2 separate regions of the Homo sapiens genome follow, and region 2 is linked to region 1. Evidence: chromatin loops called from intact Hi-C (ENCODE). Cell type or tissue: ascending aorta. All regions are shown on one strand.

Region 1 (8,000 bases):
AATATTTATCTTCCCTGTGGACTAGTAACTGTATTATTCTTTTGATCCTCATAAAGAGGAGAAGCATCACTTTTAATAAAATTTTAGGAAAAAAAAGTCTTCACACTCAAATTAACTAATCCTCTTATCTAATAAATGGAGTAGCGTAATTGGGCTGACACAGAGCCCTCATTTTTTTTTCTGCTTTACTGTTTAAATTTTTTTTATCTAAAAAATCTTGAAAAGATTTTTGCTATTATAAAGTCATATTTATTAATAGGATTTGGAATTCCTTAAATGCTAAAAATTCAGTGTATATATTCTGTATTCAGCAAAACCACTGATCTCTTGCTGAGTGTGAATTTTTATCATTAAAAACAAGCAAACAACAAAAAAAAAACCCTACAAATCCTGAAGACCATAGAGTTCACACAGTAGCCTGGAGGATGGGCAGGGTAGGGATTCAACTCTTTTGACATCCCAGCTTCTAGCTAGCTGATTTACATATATTATAGCATTTTATATAATATCACATTTAATCCTTACTACTTAGTGCTACTATAAAAGTAGTGAAAGCAAATGGATGGGGGTTAATATTGCTACACATTCACCTAGTTGACCTGGCAGATACTTTTACCTAGCTCATGACTTCAAGCTTCTAGTGTAAGAGTCATTGTTCCATGAGACTCTTTCCCTTTCATTTCTGTTGGTAAATGTTGAGAAGTCTTAGAAACACCAGAACTCTGGGCGGGGGAGAGACCTAGATCATTTTGGTTACAGCAGACGGCAGTTTGGTGCAGTAGCCACCATCCTGGAAAGATGTACTCCTCATTGCCAGGGCAGGAACCATGGAAGAATCATTTCCATTTTTAGAAATTATCAATTTTGTGGGTTAGCCTTAATCTGCAATTGAATTACATTTTTAGTGGAGGTTTGTTTTATATCACATGATCTCCAACAGAAATTCCAGAGAGCTTTGTGGCATAAATAGAAAAAAGGCTAATATATATATCGATGAATACAAACTGTCAAGAACAATACCAGGAGCTTTTACATCCATTATCACACTTAATCCTCACAGCTATTATATAAGGCAGGTATTATTATTACTATTGTACAACCAGGGTAATTGAGACACAAACAGACTAAGTAACTTCCCCAAGGTCCAAGAGCTAGTTATTAGAAGCAATAAAATGTGAATACAGGATCTTTCACCTTTTCTAAATAGAGCTGGCCCTTGCTCTTGCAGAATCCGTGATAACTTTTTCACAGAACAGATCAAGTTGGGAAGGAGGAGGGAGGGTTAGGCAAGCAACTGAGTGTGATCCCATTTGGTCAGTTTGTGCTTCAGAGTAACCACAGGCATTCTCCTGGCTTCTGACAAATATTTAAGGGGCCTGCATGGCAGTCTCTGAATGATGTAGCCCTAGCCCTGCCAGGGACATGTACAATTTGGCTAGAGCAATAATAGTTCCCCATCCTTCATGGTCAGAGACAAATGTGAAATATACTGGCATGAGTTTTCCCAGAGACTGGGTGAAGTAAACATTGTTTTCATAGTTTCTGGATCATTTCTGAGGTGTGCCTTGCTAAATCTCCCAGTGTCAAGATTTGTCCACTATGAGGCTTAGAGCTTAGCCTTAAACTCCTGAACCAGAGAAGTAGAAATGGCTTAAATATTTGAATGGGTTGGGGAGGGGAAAGGAAACAACAAAAACAAATGCTAACTTTTTTTTTTCTTACACTTCTAAGGGACTTGGCTCCGATCAAATTTGAGTTATTCAATTGTTTGTTTTGGTTCTTACTGAGTGCCTTTCCTGGAAAAAGCACAAAGGACTCTGTAGACCTTAAAGAAAATTCCTAAATGTAAACAGAAAATCTCTAAAACTGCTTTGGAAGGTCACTGACACATAAATATTACATGTACCTATAAAATCTAAAAGGAAAGGACACACATAAGAAAGAAACAAAGAAAAGTCCTGAAAACAAACACTCCACCAGAGCAAAATCAAAAGAATATTTGGAGGCGAGGATGAAAAAGGAATGAAGGATAGAAGCCAGTCTGCCCTAGCCTTATTCTTTTTTCCCCTTGGCCAATTCAAAAGTCAGAGACTCTAGGGTTCTTATTTATCCAAATGAATGTGCCCTTCAGGGTTTAAACTCTCTGCTTCCATCTCTCTTCACTTGCTGAGCCGCTAAAATTCTCCTGAGTGTTTGGATTGAGAAGAAGAGGCTCCTGTGGGAGATTAGAAACTGATACCCTTGAGAGAGGACAATAGGGAGCTGCCGACAGACTGGCTGACGAGGCCCGGCTTGGGTCCCCAGAGAGGTAGGACAGTGCAGTTGGAAGTAAAAGCTTTTGATGAGCCATGAGTTTCCTTCTGATCTGTGGGCAAAGGAAGCCAGTGGACCAGAGAGGCACCTTAACGCCGAACAATCAGGAAGATGGAGATGTCCTGGCTCCCATGCCAACTGCTCTGTGACTCTGAGAAGCCATCTAGCTTTTTGCAGTTCAATTTTCTCAGCTGTTCAGGAGAAGAAGTAGACTGCATTCAAGTATAAGACTGTTTATTTTCCTGTTATTTTGTTTAGCCAAAGATTTGAAGCCATTCAATCCTCTAACGAGTACTGTAGTGTTGCCTAAACTAAGCAGGATTTTCTATATTGCATTACAAATTTTACAATCTGAGTGAGGTTGTTTTTTCTTCTTTTAGTACAGCAGAAATTGAACCTTCTCAGAGGAGCCTGGAAACTCTAAATTCCCTTCTCTGTTTCTTTTCCTTTGCTTCTCCTTCCCTTGCCCCTACATCCCCTGCCAGGTATGACTCTGGAAAACAGCATTCTGTAAGCTTGCTTGGGTAAGGGAGAGAAGCTGTGGTATGTGCTACTGTGGGAGCAGGGAGGGGGCAGAGTCTCCCCTTCAAGAACAGGATGGGTCCCATTCAGCCCAGGCCTCCTGGCTCCTCACCTGCCTGGAGGTTAGGCAGACAGAGAGGTTAAAAGATGGAGGAGTCTGAGGGGCATGGTTGCTCACACCTGTAATCTCAGCATTTGAGGAAACCAAGCTGGACAGATCGCTTGAGCCCAGGAGTTCAAGACCAGCCTGGGCAACATGGGGAAACCCCATCTCTACAAACACACACACACACACACACACACACACACACACACACACACACAATTCGCCAGGCATGGTGGTGCATCTCTATACTCAGAGCTACTCGGGAGGCTGAGGTGGGAGGATTACTTGAGCCTGGGAATTTGAGGCTGCAGTGAGCTAAGATCATGCCACTGCACTCCAGCCTAGGCAACAGAGTGAGACTCATCTCAAAAAAAGAAAAAAAGATGGAGGAGTCTGAGAATGGGGGCGAGGAAGAGTCAAGGCAGGCCAGGGGTGTGAGATGCAGCCAAAGCCTGGACAGCCCCCATGAGTCGAACTCCTGCAGCTCCTGGCTGATGTAAGGAACATCGCAGGGGAAAGAAAGCAAGACTGGCCCAGCTTTCCAAAGCTGATGGCTGTGTTTTACTTCTCAATTTACCCTCATCTCTTGCCAGCTTCTCTCCTTTTTCACTTCCAGACAATTCATCTCTCCGTTTTCCTTTCCAGCCAAAGTAGTTGCTGAATATACTGAAATTTGATTACATTCTCTGGCCCTGTCCCTTTTGCCAGCAACATGCTTCCATCTAAAAGCCCTGCTGGAGTCTGGCTACCCTTTTTAATTTGCTGTTCTTACCAAATGTCACCACACTTCATGCTAAAATATCCTCGATAATTTTTCCACTCACTCCTTAAAGCTATTGTCTCCCAACACTTCTGAGCTCACCATTCTATTAACATGGGCCTCTTGGGAAGCACCAGTGATGTTATTTAATCCAGTGACCTTTGCCAAGTCTTCCTCCCCTTTAATTTCTCTGGAGCCTTTGATATTCTTAACCACCATCCTGAAATATATTTTTTTTTCCCCTTGACTTTCCTCCTATCTGCTTCCCACACTTCCTTCACTAGTTCTTTTAATTCCCTTAATGGGAGCATCCTCTGACATTCTTTTCCTCTCTCATTCTCTTGAGCTGATTTCATCCTCTGGCATTGCTCTAGCTCCCCCTTGAGTGTAATGATTTCCCAACCTGGAAGGCCCAGTTTCAAGTTATAAAATTCTTGCCACCAAAATCCTGCCACCCAAAAGTCCATACTATCGGGGCCTAGCTTACCTTTCCAGCCACACTTTTCTCTTAGTTTATTTCTGGAAAGTAGTCTGATACACTTCAAAGAGCAAGAGTGTAGAGACAAAGAGATATGATTACAAATCTTGGCTCTGCTGTCAACTGGCCACAAGATCTTAAGCAAATAACTAACTTCTCTGAACCTTTTATTTTCTCATCCATAAGGCAAGGATAAGAATAGTACTTAAAAGGGATATTTTTTACACTTTGAGATAGCATGTCTGGCACCTCACAGGTACTTAATAACCAGAAATTACTATTATTGTTATAACTGATGAGTACAGATCTTTTTTTTAACTTTTATTTTAAGTTAAGGTGTACAAGGGCAGGTTTGTTATGTAGGTAAACTTGTGTCATGGGAGTTTGTTGTACAGATTATTTGATCACCCAGGTATTAAGCCCAGTACTCATTAGTTATTTTTCCTGATCCTCTCCCTCCTCCCAAGCTCCACCCTCTGAAAGGCCCCAGGGTGTGTTGTTCCCCTCTGTGTGTCTATGAGAACAACATTTAGCTCTCACTTAAAAGTGAGAACATGCGGTACTTAGTTTTCTGTTCCTGTGTTACTTTGCTAAGGATAATGGTCTCCAGCTCCATCCATGTCCCTGCAAAGGATGTGATCTTATTCTTTTTTATGTCCACATAGTATTCCATGGAGTATATTGTATGTACCACATTTTCTTTATCCAGTCTATCACTGATGGGCCTTTAGGTTGATTCCATGTCTTTGCTGTTGTGAATAGTGCTGCAGTGAACGTATATGTGCATGTGTCCTTATAATAAAATCAGTTATATTCCTTTGGGTATATACCCAGGATTTAAATTGCTAGGTCAAATGCTATTTCTGTCTTTAGATATTTTAGGTTTCCACAATGGCTGAACTAATTTACACTCCCATCAACAGTGTATAAGCGTTCCTTTTTCTCTGCAACCTCGCCAGAATCTGTTGTTTTTTGACCTTTTAATAATGGCCATTCTGACTGGTGTGAGATGGTGTCTCATTGTGGTTTTGATTTGCATTTCTCTAATAATCAGTGATGTTGAGCTTTTTTTCATATGTTTGTTGGCCACACGTATGTCTTCTTTTGAAAAGTGTCTGTTCATGTCCTTTTTATGGGGTTGTTTTTCTTTAAATTCCTTAGAAATGCTGGATATAAGACTTTCACCGGATGCATAGTTTGCAAAATTTTTCTCCCATTCTGTAGGTTGTGTTACTCTGTTGATAGTTTCTTTTGCTGTGCAGAAACTCTTTAGTTTAATAAGATCCCATTTGTCAATTTTTGCTCTGGTTTTGATTGCTTTTGGTGTCTTCGTCATGAAATCTTTGCCTGTGCCTATATCCTGAATGGTATTGCCTATGTTGTCTTCCAGGATTTTTATAATTTCGGGTTTTACTTTTTTTTTTTTTTTTTTTTTGAGATGGAATCTCGCTTTGTCACCCAGGCTGAAGTGCAGTGGTGTGATCTCAGCTCACTGCAACCTCCACCTCCTGGGTTTAAGCAATTATCATGCCTCAGCCTCCTGAGTAGCTGGGACTACAGGCATGTACCACCACACGTGGCTAATTTTTGTCTTTCTTCATAGAGATGAGGTTTTGCCATATTTCCCAGGCTGGTCTCAAACTCCTGGCCTCAAGTGATTCACCTGCCTTGGCCTCCCAAAGTGCTGGGATTACAGGCATGAGCCACTAGGGTTTTACATTTAAGTCTTTCATCCATCTTGAATTAATTTTTGTACATAGTATAAGGAAAGGGTCCAGTTTCAATCTTCTGCATATAGCTAGCCAGTTATCCCAGAACCATTTATTTTACTAGGGAATTCTTTCCCCACTGCTTGCTTTTGTCAGGTTTGTTAAAGATCAGGTAGTTGTAGGTGTGCAATCTAATTTCCGAGTTCTCTATTCTGTTCCATTGTTCTATGTGTCTGTTTCTGCACCAGTACCATGCTCTTTTGGTTACTGTAGCCCTGTAGTATAGTTTGAAGTCAGCTAGCATGATGCCTCCAGCTTTGTTCTTTTTTCTTGGCTATTTGGGCTCTTTTTTAGTTCCATGTGAATTTTTAAATAGTTTTCTCTAGTTCTGTGAAGAATATCAATGGTAGTTGAGTAGGAATAGCATTTAATCTGTAAATTGCTTTGGGCAGTATGGCCATTTTAATGATATTGATTCTTCCAATCTATGAGCATGGAATGTTTTTTCATTTGTTTGTGTCATCTCTGATTTCTTTGAGCAGTGTTTTGACTACAGCTCTTTTAATGAAGCAAATGCTGTGCAAACATAGATTAATGAAGCAAATGCTGTGCAAACATAGGATACTGTGGGCTGGGGAGGAAGCTATAGGATCCAGCAATGCACAGCATTAACTGGGGTGAGGACACAGGCAAGAGAATCCCAGCAAAGATTATAGAGGTAGCTCTTTGGACAGCTCTCGTATTCCTTGTGTCCATCCTGTTAGCATACATTCTCCTGCCCCACACCCTGCTCACATCCTGGATAAAATCCATCAGGGTGGAGAAGGTCTGACAGTGAGGGCTGGGAGGCTGCCCGGTACATAACCTCAGCTTAAACCAATGTCTATAGAAACTCTACTTCTGGGAAAAACAAGTCCTATAAATGACTATATTATAAATTGGCATCATAAACGGACTAAAGTACTTCAATATCTCAATAGAATCTTTGTAATAACCCTATGAAGTAGGTACTAATTTAAGTCTGATTTTTAGGATGAGAAAACTGAGGCTTCAGATTCAGAATTGGCCCAAAGTCACAAATTATTAAGTGACAGAGCCAAACTTGAACCCAGGTCTGCTCAGGTGCAGAGCCCAGTGCTTTTCTATTTGCCTCTACTGCCTTTATTTTCAGGCTGACTGAAATATATGAGCCCAAGTTATGAGCACGTGATGGCTCAAGCTGACATTAAAATTACTGGCATCTGTTCTGTCTATTTCCAGGCAGAATAGAACCTCTCCCATTGGCATTATAAAGTAACTCAACCACAGAATCAACCCTGCTCACCACCAAACATTCAAGCTAACTATCAGAAAGTTACGTTATAGAGAAAAGAAATGCTTCTGAAGTTAAATCACTTCCAGAGAAATGCAGCTGAACTCCAAGCAAGTGTGGCAAAATATTGGTTGAAACTCCCTCTAGAACTTGATTGCATAAGCCAGAAGGCACTTAATCCAGCTGTAGTCTTTGAAAATGTCCATAACCTCCCAAAACAAAATGGCTGTGGCCTCTAAGCTTTTAAAATGTAATCATTTCCATTTATGAGTAGAGTCAATTGTTTCATAATTCTAACACTGTTTACCTAAGAACCAGTAAAATGCACAAGAAAGGAAAATAGGTTTTGGAGTCAAGCAGATCCATGTCAACAGCCAAGTCTAGGTACTAAGAAATCTTACATCTATATACTCTCCAGGGCTCTCATGCTCAATTCAGGTGAAGGTTGCCATGGACAGGTTTTGTTCATCTATCCCAGTCAACTAGCTAGCAGAGACAACAGAGCATCAACGGAGTGAGGTCTAACTCAAAAACCAGAGAGCTCTTATACCTTGAGCATTTCACTTTTGCATCAATGGTCCTCATGCTTTTAAAATGTAGAGTCCTTTGAGGATCAGATGGAAAGTCTGCCTCCTCTTCCCAGAAAGCTCTGCAACTTTGGTGTCAGACATTCTTGGATTTGAATCTTGGCATCACCACTTAATAGTTGTGCTTCTTTAGGCAGGCTACTTAACCACTGAATGCCTTATGTCCTTATCCATAAAATGGGGGCAGTCGTAATATGAATCTCACAGAATTGT
Region 2 (8,000 bases), 490 kb before region 1:
CAACTTTTCAATAGTTTCTTATAGCTTTTTGTTCATTATAATATTGTTTTGTCAGTGTTTTTGGATATCCCACAATCTTCCTCATTTCTCTTCTATAATCAGCACTCTGTTCCTGGGGCGAAACTCCTCTCAGATTCCATGTGGCCCCAGGGCTGTCAGTCACAGTGCCTTCCTTCCTTTCCCTTCCACCCCCATTCCTGCTACAGGGGCAGGAACTTGGCCCAGGGTAGACTAATCATTGGACCACATCCCTGTGGACATAGTGATTGGGCCAGTGAGTAGGCATGTGAACCAAGATGGACCAATCAGAGCCTTTCCATTATGTTTTTTCCAAATGGAAGGTAAAGGGATAACCTTCTTTTTGAATCATAGGTTACAAGGATATAGGCCTGATGAGTATCAGTGACTCTTTTTTCCTACCAGATTGACAGATCCTGTCAGTGCAGGAGAGAATGAGGTAAACTAATAAATTCAGAAACAAGCAGAGATAATAAATTAGTGGAAAAGAAAGTCTTTTTAAATTTTTTCCTTTTTTTTAGAAGATGGGGTCTCACTTTGTCACCCAGGCACCATCATAGCCCACTGCAGCCTCAAACTCCTGGGCTCAAGTGATCTTCCTGCCTCAGACTCCTGAGTACTTGGGACCACAGGCGCATGCCACCACATCTGGCTGGAAAATAAAATCTTTTTTTTTTTTTGAGGCAGAATTTTGCTTTTGTCGCCCAGGCTGGAGTGCAATGGTGTGATCTTGGCTTACTGTCATCTCCGCCTCCCGGGTTCAAGCGATTCTCCTGCCTCAGCCTCCATAGTAGCTAGGATTATAGGCGTGTGCCACCACACCCACCTAATTTTGTTTTTTTTTTTTTTTTTTTTTTTTTAGTAGAGACGAGAGTTCACCTTGTTTGCCAGGCTGGTCTTGAACTCCTGACCTCAGGTGATCTGCCCGCCTTGGCTCCCCAAAGTGCTGGTGAACCATCGTTGTTGTCTGGGGTAAATAGCTGAGGTTCATTGTCTCGTGCCAAGACAATTAAGGACACGGACACACGCAAGGAGTGAGTTTAGGAGTGGAGGTTTAATAGGCAAGAGAAAGGAGAACAGCTCTCTGGCTTGTGAGAGAGATGGGGCCCAAATGGGAATTCCGGCCTGTGGCAGAGTGCACCAGATTTTATAGACCGGCTTGAGGAGGTGGTATCTGATTTATGTAAGGCTCACAGATTAGTTGGTCCAGGCGTGACGTTTACATAGCAAGGGGGAAGGCTGGCCACCCCATCCTCATCTTATTATGCAAATGGCCTTTCCACTTGGCCGGCGCCATGTTGTCTGCTTCTTACTGTAAACATGGCTGGCAAAAAGGGAACATGAAGGCTACAGTTTGAACATGCCTAGTCCCAGGTAGCCTTTTCCCATTGGCACAACTGCCGGTATTCACCCTTGCAGTCTTCCAGCTTGCTTATCTATGTCTGCAGCTCAATTTTACAAGCTGCTCTTTGTTAGAAAAGAAAATGATTTGGGGGCTGCTTTTCGTTAAAAGGAAAACCTTGCCGAGAACTTCCTTACCCTCACTATCTGCCTAAATAATTTCTTCTTAACTCCTATATCACTGGGATTACAGGTGTGAGCCACTGTGCCCCGCCACGAAAACCCTGGGCTCTTGGATTCAGCCATATCTGGAACTTCAACTACAGGAACCAGCACATTGCCTTTTTACTTAAATGAGTTCCATGTAACAAAAAGAGACTTGACCAGTGTGGAGCCACATCCTTCACTTGACGCTCGAAGTCAAGGCCCTGTGTGATCTCCTCACCTCACACTACTGTTTTCCTCCTCCCAGGGATCCATCAATGGAGAACTTCTTTTAGTTTTGTTTTGTTTTTTTTTTTTAGATGGAGTCTCACTCTGTCACCCAGGCTGGAGTGCAGTGGCGTGATCTCAGCTCACTGCAACCTCTGCCTCCCGGGTTCAAGCAATTCTCTGCCTCAGCCTCCCAAGTAGCTGGGATTACAGGTGCCCGCCATCATGTCCAGATAATTTTTGTATTTTTAGTAGAGACAGGGTTTCACCATCTTGGCCAGGCTGGTCTTGAACTTCTGACCTCGTGATCCACCCGCCTCGGCCTCCCAAAGTGCTGGGATTACAGGCGTGAGCCACCGTGCCCGGCGTTCTTTTAGTTCTTCAAGCAGGCCAGGCTCCTTCTTATCTCATGGCCTCCTCACATGTTGTTCTTAGCTAATTCCTATACATCCTTCAGCTGTCTGCATGTAGGTCATGTCTTTAGAAAAGGCTTCCCTGACTGCCTGACTAGGCCAGGGTCCCCCTACAATCCTCCTCTCCAATATAAACTCCTGCAGCACCAATGCTTTTCCTTCTCAGCACTCATTGCAGTAGTAACGAATACATTCTTTGTTCACGAGATAATTCCTTATTTACAGTCCATCTTCACCACTGGACTATACGCTTCATGAAGTTAAGGACCATTTGTCTTTTTAAAATTTTTATTTCTTTTGAGACAGTCTCATTCTGTTGTTCAGGCTGGAGTTCAGTGGTACAATCATGACTCACTGCAACCTCCACCTCCTGGGCTCAAGCAATCCTCCTGCCTCAGCCTCCTGAGTAGCTGGGACTGCAGGTGTGCACTACCACATCTGGCTAGTTTTATTTTTTGTAGAGATAGGGTCTCACTATGTTTCTCAGGCTGGTCTTGAACTCCTGGGCTCAAGTGATCCTCCTGCCTCAGTCTCCCAAAGTGCTGGGATTAGCAGCATGAGAGACCACGCCTGGCCACGACCATTTATGTTGATCATCCTTATGTACTCAGTGCCTAGCACAGTGCTTGGCACAAAATAGGTGCTCAGTAAACATTTGTCAAATGAAAAAAAAATGAACGATTGAATGTTTGACTTGGAAACCCATGCCTTCGATCTCCACAGGCTTTGTAATCTAATACACAAACACAGGCAATCCTGATTCATAACGTGACCACAGAAGGTTCCCTGGGGTGGTAGAGAGCCTCATGCATGATTTAGTCAGGTATTTTGAGCTGGGATTCTGTCTGACCAGGCCAGAGTGGACCTTGCTCCCAGGAGATGGCAGTGTTGTGCAGTCTCTGACTCATCAAGGCTCCCACACTGACTTCCCTGAGACCCTGGAAGCTATCGAGCTGGACCTTGACCTCTCAAGCCGTGGACGCCAAGTCCCAGGGCCAGGTTTTTAAAGGAGCTGTGTGTTCAAAGCAGCTGAGAAGCAGAGCCTTTGTTCCAGAGACTGGCAGTCCCCCAATCCAAGATAAACAACCCTCCTCCCCAACTCGAATGATGGATCTGGTTTGGTGTTCTGTTCAAGAACTCTCTTTCCAAGAGTGGCTCAAAGGCTCCTTTGCAGCTTTTAAATTTTACAATCTCTTAGGAGAGAAGACCCAGGCCACAGAGTTGCTACCTCCTGGTGCTTTGGAAGATTCTCCCTATTCATACTTTCTCTCAAATCCCACAGCTGCTACTTGCTGTGAGTGCAGACTAGCACAACCACCAACACGGACCCACAGGTAGACCATCCTGTTCAGATCCTGGCTCTGTCACTTACCGTGTGACTTAGGACAAAGCCCTTACCTTTTCTCAATAAAAAGAATAGTAATACCTATTTCTCAGGCTTGTGCTGAATGATTAATCAAACAGTGCCTGGCACTGTGCACCTGGCACTGTGCCTGGAGCATAGTGGGTGCTTAGTAAACATCGGTTCCCTTCCCTCTCCCCCTCCCACACTGCGCTGCTGAAGGAGCTGGGGGAGGGAATGTGAGAAAGCCTCCGCAGCAGGATTTCACTAGCAAATGTCTAAAAACAACAACCTTCTTCTCTTCCCTGGAGCACCTTCCTATCCCCAGTGTGACTGTAAAGCCAGATTAAAAAGCGCCCATGGTCATTGGAACTCGCCCCAGTCAAATAATCCACGTTACCAGTCCGGTCCATGTCAGCCCGGCTCCTGCTGCTCCCCACTGTGGGGAGCCAGGTGCTCCTGGGAATCCTGAGGTTCACCCTGGCCCAGGGGCCTTGGCTCCCTTTCAGTTCGTTGCTTTCTTTTGTGGTGGAGCATCTGGGCTGTAGCACTGGAAGCGTTTTGGCCCTGCTGCTGGGCCCTTATCTCTGTGCTGTGTGAGCCCCATTCCTGCCACGTCGGAACCCATTAGGGACCACTCTGCTGAAGCTTTTGAAGGAGTAATCAGTTTGTAGAGGGAAGGGGCTGTGCCAAGCCAGGCCAGATGGAGTAAGTAATGAAGGCCCCAGATTAATCTCGCCTGTCTCTTTTTTCCAATATGAAGGCTCAACCCAAGAGCTTGGCAGTCTCAAGACAAATTATACTTGTCAGCTTCAAAGCATAAGTTCCCTTCCAAGCCAGAATGCACTTTCTCTCTTTCTCTCCCCATCCCCTTCTCCCTCTCTCCTGAAATACAAAACGGGAGTAAAAAATGGGGTGCATATGAGATGTTGTGACATTTTTGCATCATCGTAATAATTAGAGCCTCCACCGGGCATTTCCTATGTATTAGGCAACACACTGAGTCCTCTACATGCATTCAGCTTATTTATTTCTCACCATAATTCTACAAGATATATACTAGTATCCCCATTTTATGGATTAGGAAATCAATGTTCAGAGAAGATGATTGATTCAAGGTCACATAGTAAGTTGTGAAGCAAGGATTCAAACCTAGGTTTGTGTTACTCCAACCGCTATGGTATACACACCCTGTAGTTTTCGGAGCTGTTAATCTCTCTAACTTAAGTCTTCGCCTGGAGGAAGAGTCCAGCTCTGAAGCCAAGAACACAGTATCCTGCTTTTTCCCATTGTTAAACATTTTCCCTGCAGTCTTGGGGTGAGAGCAAGGCATAAGGGTTGGGTTCTCAGAAAAACATTTCCGGAGGTTACTTTTAAAAAATCCTAGTCTTTGAGATACAGATACATGGGAACAAAGATCCTGTGGTTAAATAAATTTGGGAACCACTACATGTAATTGTTCCTCCTGGAGTCACAAGACATGTGAGCAGGCAACAAGTCTTAAGAGGTCCTCAAAGTAAAGACGCCCAATGAACATAGTCCTATCCACTGTTTCCCCATATTATTTCGTCCACTTATGTTTTCAAGGCACACCTAGAAAGCCCCATGTCTGCACTATAGCCTTGCTACTTCAAGTACTGTGCTCAGATCAGCACGGCAGCATCACCTGGGAGCTTGCTAGGAATACAGAATCTCAGGTCGCACCCCGGACCCATTAAATTCCCAGGTGATTTGCGTGTCAGAGACACTGGGCTCTAGACTAGAGTATAACCAAACTAAGCTCAGTAGACTGGTTATCTCACTCAGGAGACAAGCATCATTAAGCCGCCCAATTTTTGAGTGACATCAACACAAGTGCTGTACATTTGGAAAACTAAATTAGAAAGGAAGGACCAGTTTCTCTTTTGCCCAAACAGCCCCAGAATCACAACTAAACAAAACATGGCATAAAGAATAGAATGCCATATTTTACTAGGGCACTGGCCCACTTCTAGGTTTTTGGTAATTCCTCACTAAGAAGAGTTAGCTCTGTAAACTATTGTTTTCACCTTTATTTTATACCTGCTGCCTCAGAACTGAGTTCTTATCTTTCTGGTTATCTTATCATTCTGGGTCAGATCCAGTACCCCCACCATCTGCCACACCTACTACCCCTTCTCCCCAGCACGATCTCAGCTCACTGCAACCTCCGCCTCCCCGGTTCAAATGATTCTCCTGCCTCAGCCTCCCAGGTGGCTGGGACTGCAGGTGTGTGCCACCACGCCCAGCTAATTTTTGTGTTTTTTAGTAGAGACTGGGTTTCACCATGTTGGCCAGGCTGGTCTCGAACTCCTGACCTCAAGTGATCCTCCTGCCTTGGCCTCCCAAAGTGATGGGATTACAGGTGTGAGCCACCGCACCCAGCCTTCCCAGCTCTTGCTCTCCATGTCCCTCCAGTGTCTCTGATTAGCTGAACTCAGCCAGCATCCTGTGGATAAGGAGCCTGAGAAGTGTTTGCCCAGACAGCCCATGAGACTCAGCATAGGGCAGGAGAAGGGTGGCGAGTGGATCTAAGAGCTAGCAGGCAAATGATTGCACGAGGCCCTACCCTTTATGTGAAGGAGGGCAGCAGACAGTTTCCTTCCTTGACAACAGGGCTGTAGCAGGGAACAAAGGGGATCTGATAGGAGGAGGACAAGAACACTAATGGAGTAGAGAGAAACCATAGGTGAAGAATGGACCTTCCCTGTGTCGTGGTGCTTCAGTGTTGCTGGGAACAAGGCTTGACTCTGGTCATAAAGTAGTACCTTTAATGCTTCCAACTCATCTAGCTCTTGTAGTGCCAGTAACTCCTGTATGCCCCATTGCGAGTAGTCTCCAGTATCCATTCAGATCAGCTCCCCTGCACTCATATGCAGCCCCCCTCCATTGTTCTCTTCCTGACTTTCTGACTCTCTTAGTTCCAGAGGCCCCCTCTGCTGACACACCACTTCAGGCCTCTCTTGTTAAGGAGATTTAGGACACTTCTCTTTGGTTTTGCCCCCAGAGCAAAACCTGGCCTGCTCCTGGACCTGGTTGCAAAGAATTTTAACTCATGGTCTCACATGGAGACCTAGGCATTCTAATTATCTTAACTGGCAGGATAAAGTAACAAGCAATTCTTGAATGGCTACTGTATGTTCACTGCTGTATTTGGGATCATGTGGAGGGCATGCTGGTCACTGGACAAGGATGCCAGTGGATTACCCTTTTTTCACTGGACAAAGATTACCCTTTTTTCTAGGTAATCCTTTCTCAAAGAAATTAACTGCCTGCCTGCCTGCCTGCCTGCCTGCCTGCCTGCCTGCCTGCCTGCCTGCCTGCCTGCCTTTCTTCCCTCCTCCCTTCATCAAATATTTATATACCAGCTGGGGAATGCAGTGGTGAACGGGACATAGTCTCTGCCCTTAAGGAGCCTCAGTCTGGTGAGGGAAAGAAAATACAATTATAGTTAAATGAAAGAGGTGCATACAGATGGCTGTGGAAGCACAGAAAAGGGGCATCTAATCCAGCCTTGGGGAAGGGGAAATAGGGCTGTCAGGGAAGATATGGAGGCAGTGATACCTGGCAGGGTCTAGGGTAAAAGCAGGAGTTGACAAGTTTAAAATAAAGTTGCAGGCCAGGCACAGTGGCTCGCTCCTGTAATCCCAGCACTTTGGGAGGCAAGAGGTGGACGGGTCGCTTGAGGCCAGGAGTTCAAGACCAGCCTGGCCAACATGGCGAAAACCCATCACTACTAAAAATACAAAAATTAGCCAGGCATGGTGGTGCACACCTGTAATCCCTGCTACTCGGGAGGCTGAGGCAGAATGGCTTGAACTCGGGAGAGGGAGGTTGCAGTGAGCCGAGATTGCACCACAGCACTCCACCCTGGGCAACAGAGCAAGTGAGTCTCTGTCTCAAATTAAATAAATAAATAAAATTTAAAAGTAAATAAAATAAAATAAAATAGGGTTGCCAAATTTTTCAAATAAAGATACAGAATGCCCAGTTATACTTGAATTTCAGATAAACAACAAATAATTTTTTTAACATAAGGAAGTCCCAAATAATGCTAAAAATAATTCCATTATTTAAATTTAACTGAGTGTCCTGGATTTTACCTGGCACCGCCAGAACTGTTAAGAGAAGTGGAAAAAGAGTTCCAGGCAGAGGGAGGAGCTTATTAAATACTGGGAATTAAGAAGACAGTGAGTCAGGGAAACCACAAGATGTTCAGTGTCCAGGAAGAGATGCTCCTATTTCCCAGCCTAGAACAAAGGGATCTGATAGCCCCTCAAGAAGAGAGCTCAAATCTTGCTTTTTTGTCTGTGCCTTCCTATAGCATCTACATGGACACCTGTGGGCATAAGGAGTCCTTCCAACTTCCACTGCCCTTGCCCGCCTTCAGGCCCATCCCATTTCAGATCTCCCAGCAGATTCTCTGCTTTCAACCT

The links. A loop is a pair of places that touch in the nucleus more often than their neighbours do. Peaks named below come from ENCODE experiments on the same cell type or tissue, not always from the same donor. Only the 100,000 strongest peaks of a DNase experiment are listed, where the experiment ranks them.
Region 2: it touches region 1 in a loop (2.3-fold over the local background); 5 of 110 quality-filtered maps call a loop at or near these places.

What each region holds. Positions count from the first base shown.
Region 1 is chr1:64,160,109-64,168,108 of GRCh38, forward strand. The region is part of intron 8 of ROR1 (receptor tyrosine kinase like orphan receptor 1); the gene reads left to right. Among named protein-coding and RNA genes, the nearest start is that of UBE2U, 40 kb to the right of the region's middle. In ascending aorta, a CTCF peak has its summit at 4,076; a DNase peak (open chromatin) is centred at 1,383; H3K27ac peaks cover 3,899 bases.
Region 2 is chr1:63,671,508-63,679,507 of GRCh38, forward strand. All of the region lies in intron 1 of LOC105378771 (a long non-coding RNA gene), which reads left to right. Among named protein-coding and RNA genes, the nearest start is that of PGM1, 82 kb to the left of the region's middle. RefSeq lists an enhancer at 3,459-3,960. In ascending aorta, a CTCF peak has its summit at 3,068 (motif pointing right); a DNase peak (open chromatin) is centred at 3,104; H3K27ac peaks cover 2,242 bases.